Linked DNA regions of Homo sapiens: region 2 is linked to region 1. A link is an interaction called in ENCODE POLR2A ChIA-PET data of the cell type or tissue named here. Cell type or tissue: PC-9. All regions are shown on one strand.

Region 1 (8,000 bases):
TGATTCTCATTTTATTTTTTCTGATTCTCATTTTATTTTTTTTCTAATGTAAGAAATACATGCTGTCCGGGCGAGGTGGCTCACACCTATAATCTCAGCACTTTGGGAGGCCGAGGTGGGAGGATCACTTGAGCCCAGGTTTTCGAGAACAGCCTGGGCAACATAGTGAGACCTTGTCTCTACAAAAAAGAAAAAATTAACCAGATGTGGCAGCACGTCCCTATAGTCCCAGCTACTTGGGAGGCTGAGGTGGGAGGATCACCTGAGTCCAGGAAGTCCAGGCTGCACTCCAGCCTGGGTGACAGAGAGAGCCCTGTCTCAAAAAAAAAGAAAAAACAAAAGTTTATTGCAGTTACATAGGATGAATAAGTCCGAGGGATCTGATTACACACACACACACACACACACACACACACACACACACAAGATGAGATGGACACGTTAATCAGCTTGACTTTAATATCAGTTCATGATGTATATATAATAAAAAATGCTCATTGTCAAAGAACAACTCAAATAATATAGAGTAGAAAAAAATGAAAAATCAAGTAGAGATACCCACTTACCCATTGATAATGCTTTGATATCTCTTCCTTTCGAGGCGCTCATACTTGTATGGACAAATGTGTCACCAGGCAGCTTAACTTCAAAGTGCATTTTAAAACTTTTTTTTTGTCTTGAATTTCAAGATATAACCTGGAAGCAAACTGTAGAAACCTTTTCCCTTAGCCTTAAAACAGACTCCATGACCCTCCTTTTCTCACGATATATACTCCCTTCACATTTATCTAATTGTATACTAGTATCTAATTGTGCCTTCCTAGAACTTCCAGGCACTAATCTTGAGACAGACAGACCAAGCCTGGAGACCCAGCTGCAAAATTCCAGAGATGACTTCAAGGCAGCTAGTTAACAACCTGGCCATTGTTGAGATGACGCCAGCCCACACACCAGGTGGACTGGGACCCAAGAGAGCCACCAGAACGAGACACACATATGTTGTATTTACCACAGTTCTTGAATGCCTTGCTTATCAAATTTTCCCTTTTTAAACCCCTGCCTTCCCCTCAAAAATTGAAGTGGTTGCTTTGGATGGGAATCTGGCTGCTTTCCCTTTACTAGGTTTTTTTTGACAGCGTCTCACCCTGTCACCAGGCTGGAGTGCAGTGGTGCGATCTTGGCTCACTGCAACCTTCGCCTCCCGGGTTAAAGCCATTCTCCCTGCCTCAGCCTCCCGAATAGCTGGGATTACAGGTGCCTGCCATCACGCCTGGCTAATATTTGTATTTTTTAGGAGAGACGGGGTTTTGCCATGTCGGCTAGGCTGGTCTTGAACTCCTGACCTCAGGTGATCTGCCCACCTTGGCCTCCCAAAGTGCTGGGATTACAGGCATGAGCCACCGCGCCCGGCCCCTTTACTAGTTTTGGATAATGAAATCACTTTCTTTCTACCAGACCTTGCTCTTGTTAATTGGACTCTGCAAGCAGCAAGCATCCACACCTGCATTCGGTTACATAGGGACCAAAATTGCATAGTATAATGCTGTTCTGGAATGCTGTTGTTTTACTTAGCTATATTGGAACAGAAATTAAAAGAAATTAAAGAATGTGTGAGCAAAAACTCAGTTACATGTAAAAAACCCAATTCCCCCTGAAGAAGAGAAAGAGCTGGAGTCCTTTAAAATCAACTGCCTGTTTTTCTGTGGCTAGTGAGCCTTCTCTCTCCCTTTCCCAGGCATTGTGAAGACTGTTTCTCTAGCTATGCAGCTGTAAGGTCACTAGACAGATAATCTCAAGTCATAAAACATGTTGTTCCTTAAAAAGTAAAAAGTAATATAATGCATGTCTCAGTTAAATAACTGTCTTTGCTTCTCGTTTCTATAATAGGCTTCCCCCTGCACAGATCTCCCCTCGCCCCACAAAATGCTTAAAAGGTAGCTTGACTCTTTGTTCAAGGCTCAGTCCTTTAAATGTTAATCCGACTCGGTCGGTGCATCTAAATAATTGAATAATTCCTCCTCAACCCCTCGGTCTCTCTGATTCTTTAATTATCCCACTGCATTTCTGGTGGCCCGTACAGGAACTGGAGACGACAGATTTACTGTCTCCTTTGCCTGGGGGACTTAGGGCCCTGGGGCTCGGGGAGACCCGGCATCCAAGGCGCGCCATGGGGGAGCTTCACCTGGATGGAGACTGGCTCTCCCCGCGTCCCAGTGCCCTGCCCGGCAGCGCAACAGAACCGGAGACTGGGCTGCAGGACGATACCAGCACTTCAGGAACCACGGTAAGGAAAAAAGGCCCAAGGCAGGAAAGCCCGTCTCATAGGGGCGAAGGGGAGCTTGATCACCTCCCGGGGACCAATCACTAATCCAACCCAGAGTGGCTGGGGGGCGGCAGGAATGGCCTGCCAATTTGGATGAAGCTTGTGTCCCCACTAATAAGGTGGAAAGGAGAAAATAGGCCGATAGAGCGGCAAGTGCAGCAAGGAAGAGCTTGCTGGCACTCTTGCCACCCGAACTGGGAGTGGGTATGTGCGTGTGAACCTACCCGGGACATGAGAGAGGCTCGTTTCGTCCAATGAGGAGTCCTGGGGTAGGAGTGGTGTGTGTATGTGTGTGAATGTGGGAGCCTAACTAGGCTCACCCGGCACATGGAGAGGCCTGTTTCATCCGATGAGGAGTCCTGGGGTAGGGGAGGTGTGTGAAAGTGTGTGAAAGAGATGGTCTCGGGAGAGGCCAACGCGGGGAGTGACGAGGGGAGGCACAGATCCCTTAGTGCGGGTTGTGTTCCGAGGCCAGTGTGGGGGAAACCAGACCTAGAACGTTGTATACGGCTGATAGGACCAGGTCCACCGCTGCAGCAGGCTGTGAGAGGGGAAGGCACGTTCCTGGCTAAGCAGCGTCCAAAACTCCCGTAATAGGACCCAGTCTGGTGGACCCGAGAGTAAAAGTGAGAGTGAAAGTGCGCCGCAAGGGAGGAAATGGGAGGAAAAGCGTCGAAACCAACTCCTTTGGAGTGCATGATAAAAAAATTTTTAAAAAGGATTTAGAGGTGATTATGGGATGAAACTGGATGCTCAAAATTTAAGGACATACTGTGAATTAGAATAGCCCTCTTTTAGTGTTGGACGACTGGCCGAAGGCACTACAGAGAAATTGGCCGTGTGTTTTAAGGTGGTGACTAGGGTTGGAGGACCACCAGGGCATTCAGACCTAGTCTTTGTATTGATTCATGGCTAAATGAATGCAGCCCTGCCTAGCAGTTTATTGTAGAACGCTCGCAGCTCATGGCGAGAGACACCAGCTGTGCTGGCAGCTACAGAGTTAAAGGGAAAGTCACAGAGCCTTGTAACTCCACAAGTAAAAAGTGAAAAGTAAAAGCCAAAAGTGAAAGTAAAAATCAGCTGTGCCAGGAACTATGGAGACAAAAGAAAAGTCTCAGGAAAGAGAAAACTGGTTTTGCAAGAACCACAGAAGGGAATAAAGACCCCTCCTCCCTACATTCCAATCTACCCCCCTTTACCAAGGCTAACTGCCCCTAAGGAGTTAAGTTCAAAGAAATACAGGCTCCCAGAAGAAAAAATCAGAGCTCCAGGAAGTTAAAGTGAAAGGTTACAAAAAAGTCAGGCAGGCCGTCTCAGGTCTGGCCGTGCCCAAGTTATGCTTATGCCTCTTAAGAGGACAAAAGGACCCCCACTAGGACCCAGATGATGCAGTCCAGCTTCAACCCCTACAAAATTGCCGAGAAGCACTTCTGCCAAAGGCTAAAGGATGGTAAAAGAAAAAGGTAACCAATATATATATATATATAAAAAAAATCTCAGAGGTGCTCCAGGGTGCAGATAAAAGCACCAACCAGTTTTAAAAAAGACTTTGTGGGCATTTTGGTTGTACACTCCGTTTAACTCTAAGGCTGCTGAAAATCAGCACGTGGTGGATACAGCATTTGTAAGACAGGCCCAAGGAGATATCCGGCATACATTGCAGAAGTTAGAAGCTCCGTAGGCGTGAATGCTACTCAGCTTATTAAGGTGGCTACCAAGGTGTACATTAACTGAGATCAAGAGGCAAAAAAGAAAGCTGATCGGAGGCTTAAGAAAGGCTAATTTACTAGCAGCAGCCCTTACAGGAAGAGAAGCTGGCTTTGCAAGGAGGCAGGGACGTGGGCGTGAACACAGTCGTGGAAAAGGCTAGTCTGGACAGGAGTTTGAAAGCCGGCCGAGGCTAGAGAGAGATTAATGCGGACAGTGCAAAAGGAAAGGACACTAGAAGGATAAATGTCAAAAGAATAAGGAAAATGGTCAATGGTCTAACACCCGAGTGCAGCGTTCGGTTGCTAGTTGTCATGCTTCAAAGGCAGATCCTGATCTGATCGGCTTAGCGGGGGCTGAGAATTTAGAGGACTGATAGACCGGGCTCCATCCTTTTAGGCCCCGGGGAGCCTATAGTCTCTATGGAAGTAGGGGGCCAATTAATGGATTTTTTGGTCGATACTGGTGCTGATTTCTCTGTGGTAACTCACCAATTAGTCCCCCCACAAAGAACTGTGCTACTATCGTAGGGGCTACTGGCGCCAAAGAAAAGAGGCCTTTTTGCAAATCCAGGAGATGTATTATTGGGGGACAAAAAGTGCAGCATGAGTTTCTATATATGCCAAATTATCCAGTGCCCTTGTTGAAAAGAGACTTACTCCAGAAACTGCAGGCACAAATCTCCTTTACACCTAAAGAGAATATGACACTAGAGTTTAGAAAGTTTAAGGCAATGGTTTTGACTATAACTGTCTCAAGAACTGAGAAATGGCGGCTCTATAAACTGTGTGCCAGAAGGCCACTGGAGGCGGACCTACACAATATGCGGGGAATGCTTTTCAAGGTACCAGGTGTATGGACCGAGCACAACCTCCCTGGACTTGCTGCAAACAGACCCCCGGTCGTAGTAGAGCTTAGCCCTTATGTTCCCCGGTACAAGTCCGTCAATACCCACTACCCAGAGAGGCAATTGATGGCATAACGAAACATTTAAATCGGCTCTGTGAACATAGGATTATACTGAAATGCAAGTCCTCCTGGAATACTCCTCTGCTGCCTGTGCAGAAGCCAAATGGTGAATACAGGCCAGTTTACAAAGTGTCCAAGGACAAGGCAAAAGTCTTTTTTCAGCAGGTTGGATAGCTAAGATTCATGGTATCCCAAGGCCAGTGCAGGCTTGGAAGTGCACGCAAGGAGGCTGTAGGTGCATTGCCCACCCACAGGTCAGGGAATTTCTAGGTGCGGCGGGATTCTGCCGAATCTGGATTCCAAACTTCTCCCTTATAGCAAAGCCCTTATATGAGGCTACCAAAGGAAAAGAAAGAGAGCCCCTCCTATGGGAAAAGGAATAGGAAAAGGCCTTCAAAGATATAAACGAAGCTCTCATCCAAGCCCCGGCGCTAAGGTTGCCAGATATTAAAAAGCCCTTTTTTTGTATGTGAATAAACGAAAGGGAATGGCAGTCGGAGTCGTAACTCAGCTGGGCTCTTAGCATCGGCCGGTAACACACTTATCCAAGAGACTGGACTTGGTGGCCTTAGGTTGGCCCCACTGCCTCAGGGCGTTGGCAGCTACTGCAATCCTTCTAAAAGATGCCAACAAGCTAGCCCTAGGTCAGAAGTTAATAGTTCGGGTGCCACATGCTGTAGTCACCTTAATGGAGCAAAGAGGACATCATTGGCTGTCCAACTCTAGAATGCTAAAGTATCAAGGGCTTCTGTGTAAAAATCCCCAGATAACACTGGAGACTGTAAATACCTTGAACCCAGTTCCCCTGCTGCCTGTGGAGGAACCCGACTGGAAGGACGGTAGGTTGCCTCGCTGCTGGCAGGACCTTCTCCACTGTTGCCTAAATACGGTGGATGAAGTGTTCTCGAGCCAGGAAGATCTCAGAGATATCCTCCTTGGAGAGCCCAGATGTTGAATACTTCACTGATGGTAGCAGTTTCATAACAGATGGGGTACGATATGCAGGGTATGCCGTAGTGACCCAACACTCAGCAGTTGAGGCTCAAGCCTTACCTTCTGGGACTTCTGCTCAGAAGGCTGAATTAATAGCATTAACCGGATCACTGTTATTGGACAAGGGGAAGAAAGTAAATATATATACTGATTCAAGATATGCTTTTGCAACCCTGCATGCCCATGGGGCAACATGCAAAGAGAGAGGACTTTTGACTACTAAAGGAAAAAAAATTAAAAAAAAAAATAAAGAGGAAATTTTGCAATTATTAGAAGCCATATAGGCTCCAGAAAAGGTGGCTGTCATTCATTGCAAAGAACACTAAATGGAAAAAAGCTATGAATCACAGGGCAACAGAAAGGCAGACCTAGAGGCTCTGCGGGCATCAATGAGCAAGGCTTTACCTGAAGAAAGACCTATAGCAACGCCTCTCCTTATAGAGCCCCCTTTGCCGGAGGTACCCAATTACTCTTCAAGTGAAACAGCTTGGTTTGGTCAGGAAACAAAAAAATATATTAAAGGTGGATGGTGGCTCTGACAGGAGGCTAGCCATCCCAGAGACAATAGCCCCAAGGTTTGTGAAGCAGATCCATCAAGGAACACACATTGGAAGGACAGCTCTAGAGACTTGGATAGGTTGGCATCTCTATGTGCCATGGCTGTCTGCCATGACCCGTGCTGTTTGTGAACAATGTCTATCTTGTGCCCGGAGTAATCCAAAACGAGGACCTACTCAACCTCCAGGAATTCAGGAAGTAGGAGCTGTGCCTTGTGAGAACCTGCTTATAGACTTTACCGAGTTGCCTTGAGCAGGAGGTTACCAGTATATGCTAGTGTTTGTTTGCACCTACTCGGGGTGGGTTGAGGCCTTCCCCACCGGAACTAAAAAGACACAAGAGGTGACAAAGGTGCTACTGAAAGACATCATACCAAGGTTTGGGTCGCCTCTAACCCTAGGATCAGACGACGGTCCTGCATTTGTGGCAGAAGTTGTACAACAGCTAACTCAACTTTTAAAGATCAAATGGAAACTGCACACAGCCTATCGACCACAGAGTTCAGGGAAGGTGGAACGCATGAACCAGACACTCAAACAGCTACTGAAGAAATTGTGTCAAAAAAACTCATCAAAAGTAGGATCAGGTCTTGCCCATGGTCCTCCTCCAAGTCAGGTGCACCTCCACCAAACAAACTGGGTATTCGCCCTCTGAGATTTTTTTCGGCCGGCCACCCACCCACCCATCATAAGACAGATTAAAGGTAATCTCTGTAAACTAGAAGAACTAACTTTAAGAAGGCAAATGCAGACTTTAAGTATGGCCATGTAAGAATGCATGACTGGGTATAGAAAAATGCCTATAAGTCTAACAGACCCAGTACACCCTTTCAAACCTAAGGATTTTGTTTAAGCTAAAATAATGGAATCCAACCATTCTGGGACCCATACAGGATAGGTCTCGTATTGTAATCATGTCTGCTTCCACTGCTGTTAAAGTTGCAGGTGTCACACCTTGGATTCACCATAGCCAGCAGAAACCAGTGGCAACAGAGACTCCCGATGATAACCAGTGGATTAACCAACAAGACCCAGATCGCCCCACCTGAATAGTCCTACGGCGAAACCCAACCACCGGTAAGAAGGACAACTGGCCTGCTCTGACCACACCGGAGGATGGTCAGTCTATGCACGGCTGAAGCTTGAGGATCCTGCAAGCTCTGCTCTAGTCACATCCTGGAAGCTGACTAGTCTACGCACAGTCGAAGCTAAGAGGACCATATCCGGATAAGTAAATGTGGATACAATTTATAAGCCTACTTACAATTCTGTCAACACTGATTGCTCTGCTGTTATGTTATCATTGCAAATGCTGCAAATGTCTATGCCCAGAGGAAGGTTTGCCATGCCCATGTATAGTATAGGCATGTTTCTATTACATACACTGTTGTCGTTACCATTTCTGCCTATACTAGAAGGGGAGAAATCTCTAGAAGGATGTCCACACTGTG
Region 2 (8,000 bases), 280 kb before region 1:
AGGCTGACGCAGGGGAATCACTTGAACCCGAGAGGCAGAGGTTGCAGTGAGCTGAGATCGTACCACTGCACTCCAGCCCAGGTGACAGTGGGAGCGAGACTCTGTCTCAAAAAAAAAAAAAAAAAAAGTTGTGATTTAACCTTTCTAATTAAAGTTCTATACTAGATTTGCCACTAATGAACTACATGACATGAGATCATTTTGTCAGATGCTTAGCCCAGCATCTTATTCTTAACAAGCCTCCAGGAAATATTTATTATTGACATGGGCTCTATTGCCATGAACTGAGATACCTCCCACTTTCCCAAGGAGCATGCTTGAGGAAAAATAGTTGCTTTTTAGGTAACTATTGTGCTTTTGTTTTGTTGAATGCAAATGATATGAGGTGATAAACTTGGGACCATAACTGAATGGTCTGGAAGAAAAGAGGGAATTCAGAAGTTGTATACGGAAAGAGATGAAGGGAGGAAAGTTGGCAATATGGTAGTAAGGGAGAAAACTTTTGGAGGGAGAACAGGTTTAGCTAGTGGAGTGGAGGGATCTAATTAAGCTTTGCTTTATGGTGTGTGATGTAATCCTCTTCTGTCTTCCCATGAAGCCTTCAGTAAAATCTCCTTAGTCATAGGTATTTTTGAATTTGGATGTATTGGAGGGGATGCAAACAAAGTTCTCAGTTTGGACTTGAGTTGTATAAGGAGTGAGAGCAAAGACCAATCATCTCCTGGTTATATTATCAATTTTAAAATGAGGAGGTGAGGCCGGGCCTGGTGGCATATGCCTGTAATCTCAGCACTTTGGGAGGCCAAGGCAGGCAGATCACTTGAGGTCAGGAGTTCAAGACCAGCCTGGCCAATATGGTGAAACCCCGTCTCTACTAAAAATACAAAAATTATCTGGGTGTGGTGGCAGTTGCCTGTAATCCCAAATGCTCAGGAGCCTGAGGCAGGAGAATTACTTGAACCTGGGAGGTGGAGGTTGCAGTGAGCTGAGATTGTACCATTGCACTCCAGCCTAGGCATTGCAGTGAGACTATGTCTCAAAAAAAAAAAAAAAAAAAAATATATATATATATATACATAAACACATATATATATACACACACATATATACATAAATATATATATATATATATAGAGAGAGAGAGAGAGAGAGAGAGAGAGAGAGACAGAGACAGAGACAGAGAGAGAGAGACAGAGAGAGAGAGACAAGGTTTCCACCCAGGCTGCAGTGCAGTGGCACAGTCTTGGCACACTGCAACCTCTGCCTCCTGGTCTCAGGTAATCCTCCCACTTCAGCCTCCCAAATAGCTGGGACCACAGGCATGCACCACCATACCCAGCTGATTTTTTTGTATTATTAATTTTGTGGAGATAAAGCTCATCACATTGCCCAGGCTGGTCTCAAACTCCTGGCCTGACATGATCTGCCCGCCTCGGCCTCCTAAAGTGCTGGGATTACAGGTGTGTGCCACTGCTCCCGGCCCACACATTGCAATTGGTTGAAAGTCTCTTTTATCTACAAATCACCCCTCTGACACTTTTTTTTTCCTCACAATTTATTTGTTAAAGAACCAAAGTTATTTATAATAGTGATAAATTGATGAATTATTAAAGTTAGGCTGGGTGTGGTGGTACATACCTGTAATCCCAGTACTTTGGGAGGCTGAGGCAGGAGGATCATTTGAACTCAGGAGTTCAAAAACAGCCTGGGCAATATGGCAAAACCCTGTCTCTACAAAAAATACAAAAATTAGCAGGGTGTGGTGGTGTGCTCCTTTAGTCCCAGCTACTTGAGGGGCTGAGGTGGGAGGATTGCTTGAGCCCAGGAGGTTGAGGCTACAGAGAGCCGAGACTGCGCCACTGTACTCCAGCCTGGGCAACAGAGTGAGACCCTGCCTCAAAAACATAAAAAAATTATTTTTAAGGAATTATTAAAGTTAGATATTATTAAGTCAGCTATATCAGTACAAAATGTAGAGACTTATCTGCAGTTTGTGAAAAAAGGCCTAGGATTTTTAGCTGGCCACAAACCTATTAGAGCAAACATCATGACACAGTTGCCAAAATCCTAATCTACACTTAGGTTACATTAACACCAGTACATGTGTACAATGAAAAATGTGGTCGTCTTTTCTACTACACCAGGTCAAACCATGCCTGGCATATCATGCCTGATTGTGGCTCCCACACTTTAAGAGAGATTGAAAAACTGGAGTGATTAGACAAAGTCCTGACGCTGGTAAGAGAGCTATAACATCCCTCCCCTGGCAGGGGAGCCTGGAGGAAAGAAGGGGAAGGGGTAGAGCTGGCTGTTTGCCTGCAGGAGACTCAAGACAGTGGGTCCTTAGCAATGAGAATACACAAAAGGCAGTGATGGGAGAAGGGGCCCTGGAAAACCCACCTTCAGGAGTTTTAAGGCTAAAGAAAAGGAGGAAGAAGGGAATGAGTTAGTGAGAGAGTACACAGAAATTATCAGATCCAACTGTGTGGTAGTAGCCAGTGGGACAGACACAAATTAAGAGTGCATGGAATTATGAAGGGCTGGGCATGGTGGCTCACGCCTGTAATCCCAGCATTTTAGGAGGCCAAAGCGGGCAGATCACTTGAGGTCAGGAGTTTGAGACCAGCCTGGCCAACATGGTGAAACCACGTCTCTAATAAAAATACAAAAGTCAGCCGGGCATGGTGGCGGGTACCTGTAATCCCAACTACTTGGGAGACTGAGGCAGGAGAATCGCTTGAACCCGTGAGGCGGAGTTTGCAGTGAGCCGAAATCATGCCATTAAGCTACAGCCTAGGATACAGGGTGAGACTTCATCTCAAAAAAAAAAAAAGTGCATGGAATTATGAAGTCAGGACTGTGGTGTGGTCTGGGCTGGCAGACGACCAGAAAACAACTGGCCCATGTAGGTATAAATACAATTTATTGGAGACCATTGGTTTGGACTGAGCTCCTGCACTAGGTCCAACAGACCAAACCAAAATGAAGTTACTCATGCTGAAGTTTCATGTCACCAAGCTGAAATTAAGTTTATCTGACCTTCTAAGAAATCAGGAGAATGAGAGATAATAGCCAAATTTCCAAAAAGGCCAGTTTTAGCCAGCGTGATAAGGAAGTCCCCTCTGCTTTAACCTTTATGAGAAAAGTAACTTTGAAACGACGAATCCACTTTTCGTTTTGTTTCTGCTTTCTGTCTCTAAAACCAACCTCCTCTGCTCGGCTCATGGGAACATTCACTCTGCCTTGTAGAATGAGATATTGCCCAATTCTGGAATTTCAAATGAAAGCCAGTTAAAATGTTTAAACTAAATTTGTTGGAATTTTGTCTTTTGACGTGGGAATCAGTGGGAAGGTATTGGGACTCTGGTGTGAATGCCCAGAATCAAGAGTGGAGAGCTGGGCAGAGCTTGGTCTCAGGCCTAAAAGCTTTGATATCAGTACAGTTTGAATAAGAGCTGGTCCCAAGGAACAAGGCAAAGTGAAAGACACTGATTTTTTTTTTTTTTTTTTTTTTAGATAGAGTCTTGCTCTGTCGCCAGGCAGGGTTGCAGTGGCGCAATCTCAGCTCACTGCAACCTCCGACTCCCGGGTTCAAGCAATTCTCCTGCCTCAGCCTCCTGAGTTGCTGGGACTACAGGCACATGCCACCATGCCCAGCTAATTTTTTAAATTTTAATAGAGATGGCATTTCACCATGCTGGCCAGGATGGTCTCGATCTCTTGACCTTGTGATCTGCCTGCCTTGGCCTCCCAAAGTGCTGGGATTACAGGCAGGAGCCACTGCACCCAGCCTTTTTTTAAAACAAGGTCTTACTCTGTCGCCTGGGCTGGAATGCAGTGGTATGATCTCAGCTCACTGCAACCTCTGACTCCTGGGCTCAAGCAATCCTCCCACCTCAGCCTCCTGAGTAGCTGAGACTACATGCATGCACCACTGCACCTGCCATTTTTTCCGGATTTATAGAGAGAGGGTTTCGCCATGTTACCCAAGCTGGTCTCAAACTCCTGGGCTCAAGCCATCCTCCGGCCTCAGCATCCCAAAGTACTGGGATTATAGGCATGCACCACTGCACCAGGCAAGGACACAGATTTTTATTGTTCACCCACAAAGTGCTTCACATGCACTACTTTGTCTGACCCTCACGACAACCTGCAAGGTAGGTATTGTATTCCTACTGTACGGATGAGAAAAACTGAGACTCACAAAGGTTAGTTACTAGCTCAAGATCATGTATGCCTCAGTGGCAGGGCCAGGATTCAGAGCAGGGTGGCCTGGAGGTCTGAGGTTGGAAGCAGGTGTCACCTTAATGACTTAGGAATGAGGTCAGTGTCTGTGTCCTCCAATTATGGTGCCAGGCTCAGTCTCTACGAATGCCTGGAGAATATGTCAGCACTTACTGTAGCTTCATGTTTAGGCCAAGAAAAGGCTGAGATGAGATGATCCATGAGAGTTTTTCACAGAAACACAGACCAAACACAGAAGCAAAATCTTGGTCTTCATATTGCCCCAGACTTGTTCTCTTCTGGGACTGAACCTAGTGTTAGAATCCTGCTCTGCAGGAATAGGGGGGTGTCTTTACATTTCATTCTGGTTATTTGCCTAAAGCAAATCCCAGAGATACCCAGAGAGGGAAGACTTTCCTCTGCAGATGGTGGAAGATGCTGGCGCCCAGGCCATCCTATGTCATCTGTATCCAGACACAGATTCCAGATCCCTGTTCATGCCTCTGAGGACATGGAGCGGGCCTTTTAGCTCTCTTCAGAGCTAGAGTTTCAGGCATATGGTTGCTGCCCTGGATGACAAGGGTAGCACATGGGTGGGAACTCCAGATGCATGTAAGGGAGCAAGAAGCTGCCCACTGAGGAGAATGCTGGGATAGTGCAGGGCTGGGCTGGCCCAACTAGTTCAGCTCAGCCAGGAAAGGGCAGGTCAGATCTGGCTCAGCAGGGGAGGCTGTGTCGGGGAGTGGTGCTGACTCAGGGCCTGGTGAGTCAGGTGACAGCCAAGGACAGCTGTTGCCTGGGTGTTTTTAGAAAACTTTGGCTGCCAACCACTCTCTCATGGGTGCTTCTGCACCTACTCAGAAGCAGGCAGAAAAAAGGAGGGCATCTTCTGTATAAGAAGCTCTGGGTGAGGGGTATTAATATCTGGCTCTACTTATGTTGATCCTTCCCATGAAGTACCTAGAAAACGGAGCAGAAATTAATTGAGAGGCTTCCAAATCCCTTCTGAATTCTCTGAAAATCACTTATCTTTTCTGCTTAGCTCTTTTTAGGCACCTTGCCAGGTATCCAGCATAGAGGTTAAGAGAGCAGGCTCTGAAGTTAGGAGGGCCTGGGATCAAAACCTAATTTCATCATTTATAGTTGTATGACTTAGATCAGACTAAAAACAACTTTTAATTATGGAAAGCTTCAAATATATATGAATGACACACATTAGTATGATGAACCTCCATATACTCATTATCCAGCTTGAATAATCATTAACCCACTGTAACTTTATTTCATCTATACTCTACTTATCCCCTTTGCTCCCACTTATTTTGAAGGAAATACCAGGCATCATCACATTCCATCTCTTTTTTTCTTTTTTTTTTGAGACGGAGTCTTGCTCTGTTGCCCAGGCTGGAGTGCAGTGGTGCAATCTCAGCTCACTGCAGCCTCCTCCTCTTGGGTTCAATGATTCTCCTGCCTCAGCCTCCTGAGTAGCTGAGATTACAGGTGCCCGCCACCATGCCTGGCTAATTTTTGTATTTTTAGTAGAGATGGCGTTTCACCATATTGGCCAGGCTGGTCTCGAACTCCTGATGTCAGGTGATCCACTCGCCTCAGCTTCCCAAAGTGCTGGGATTACAGGCATGAGCCACTGCACCCCACCTTCCATGTCTTTTCACATCTTTTTCTTTTCTTTTCTTTTTTTTTTTTTTGAGATAGAGTCTTGCTCTGCTGCCCAGGCTGGAGTGTGGTGGTGCAATCTCGGTTCACTGCAACCTCCGCCTCCCAGGCTCAAGCAATCCTCCCACCTCAGCCTCCCTACCAGCTGGGACTACAGGTGCATACCACCTTGCCCTGCTAATTTTTGTATTTTTTGTAGAGACGGGGTTTCACCATGTTGCCCAGTCTGGTCTTGAACCCTGGGCCTCAAGCAATGTGCCAGATTTGGTCTTCCAAAGTGCTGGGATTACAGGTGTGAGACACCATGCCCGGCCTCTTTTAACCTATTTAAACACTTGTTTCTTCATCTGAAAATGGGGATGATCATAGTTCCTACATCAATGTATTATTGTGAAGTCATGCCTCTAAAGGGCCAGAACAATGCAGGAACTCCATAAATGAAAACTCATGTTGTTAGATAAAATATAAAAATACCCCAGGCATGGTGGCTCACGCCTCTAATTCCAGAACTTTGGGAGGCTGAGGCAGGAGGACTGCTTGAGGCCAGGAGTTCAAGACCAGCCTGGGAAACATAGTGAGACCCCATCTCCACTTAAAAAAAAAAAAAATTAGCTGGGTGTAGTGACTCACACCTGTAATCTCAGCTACTTGGGAGGCTGAGGCAGGATGATCACTTGAGCACAGGAGTTTGAGGCCACAGTTAGTTATGATTGAGCTATTGTATTCCAGCCTGGGTGACAGAGTGAGACCCGCCTAAAAAGAAATTAGCTGGGTGTGATGGCACACACCTGTAATCCCAGCTACACGGGAGGCTGAGGCAGGAGAATCAGCTTGAACCCAGGAGGCAGAGGTTGCAGTGGGCCAAGATGGTGCCACTGCACTCCAGCCTGGACAGAGCAAGACTGAGTCTCAAAACAAGCAAACAAACAAACAAGCAAACAAACAAAAAAGGGAGCCTCTGCAACTTTCCTATCTCTTTGCCTGTGTCCCTCTTTCCTCCTGGTGACCCTCCCTTCCAGCATCTGAGGACTCTGCCCTGCCAGCACGAGGCCCACTGCTGACATCATGACAGGGTTAGGATGACTGCCCAACCTGTCTAGGCCTCAGGATGGGCTGGGAGCACAGGTCACCTGAACCTGGGGTAGAGGGGGCTAGAAAGAGGCAGTGGAGACCCAGGAAAGAGGAACCGAGGCTGCAGCAGCCTTGGAGGGCAGGCAGGAGCCAAGTTTCAGCAGAGGTGCAGCACATTCAAGTGGCAAGGTCAGCAGAAGGTGGGAAAGAGGAAGTGGACGTGCACAAATGTCAGGTAGAGCTGGAGTCATCCTGGGAATTTTACCAGAAACAAGTGTATCAGTCACGGGTTTTGGTTGCAACAGAAACTGATATTTGGCATTTAGAAGCAGAACATACATTTACTGAAAGGCTATTGGGAAGCTCTCAGAATTACTGGGAAGGCTAGAGAAACAGGCTCAGGGATCTGGGGAAAGCAACAGGCCACAGATTCAGTCTGTTAGGCCAAGCAGTGAGTCCATCACTGCCCCTGCCGGACCCCAAAGAGATTCTGTAGCCTATAGCACCATGGTGGCCAGCACTGGACTTGGGATCCCATCCAGCTCTGGGGTCCAGAGGTGGCCCAGAAACCAAGTGCTACTGCTCTCAGTCGCCCTCACTGTGCCTGCTTCTTTGTGTAGCTGTACACCTGTAATCCCAGCTACTCAGGAGGCTGAGGCAGAAGAATGACTCGAACCCGGGAGGTGGAGGTTGCAGTGAGCTGAGATTGTGCCACTGCCCTCCAGCCTGGGCGACTGGGTAAGACTCCATCTCAAAAAAAGAAAAAAAAAAAAAAGAAAGAAAGAAATAGCATCCCTATTTGGCCTTCAAGGACACAGGGCAGGTTTGCCCTGTGGACACCAGTGCCCTGAGGGAGGGCAAAAGGTAGTGGAACCCTGAATGCATAAGCTACATGGGCAAAAGTCTGGCTTCCTCTTGGGAGTATTTTTTCTTTTATTTTTATTTTCAATGTTTGTGGGTACATAGTAGGTGTATATATTTATTGGGTACATGAGGTGTTTTGATACAGACATGAAATGTGAAAGAAGCAC

What was found. ChIA-PET counts read pairs that join two places held together with the same protein. Peaks named below come from ENCODE experiments on the same cell type or tissue, not always from the same donor. Only the 100,000 strongest peaks of a DNase experiment are listed, where the experiment ranks them.
Region 2: POLR2A ChIA-PET joins it to region 1 with 6 read pairs; 2 of 35 experiments call an interaction of 5 or more read pairs at or near these places.

The regions. Positions count from the first base shown.
Region 1 is chr2:26,296,343-26,304,342 of GRCh38, forward strand. LOC105374334 (a long non-coding RNA gene) reads left to right here and starts at 2,707. Exons shown (of 4, transcript XR_939853.3): 1 at 2,707-7,780. In PC-9, no CTCF peak of the experiment used is centred here; DNase peaks (open chromatin) are centred at 3,449 and 6,729; H3K4me3 peaks cover 1,996 bases; H3K27ac peaks cover 1,508 bases.
Region 2 is chr2:26,013,336-26,021,335 of GRCh38, forward strand. No RefSeq gene overlaps it. Among named protein-coding and RNA genes, the nearest start is that of RAB10, 17 kb to the right of the region's middle. In PC-9, no CTCF peak of the experiment used is centred here; DNase peaks (open chromatin) are centred at 566 and 4,986; H3K27ac peaks cover 2,249 bases.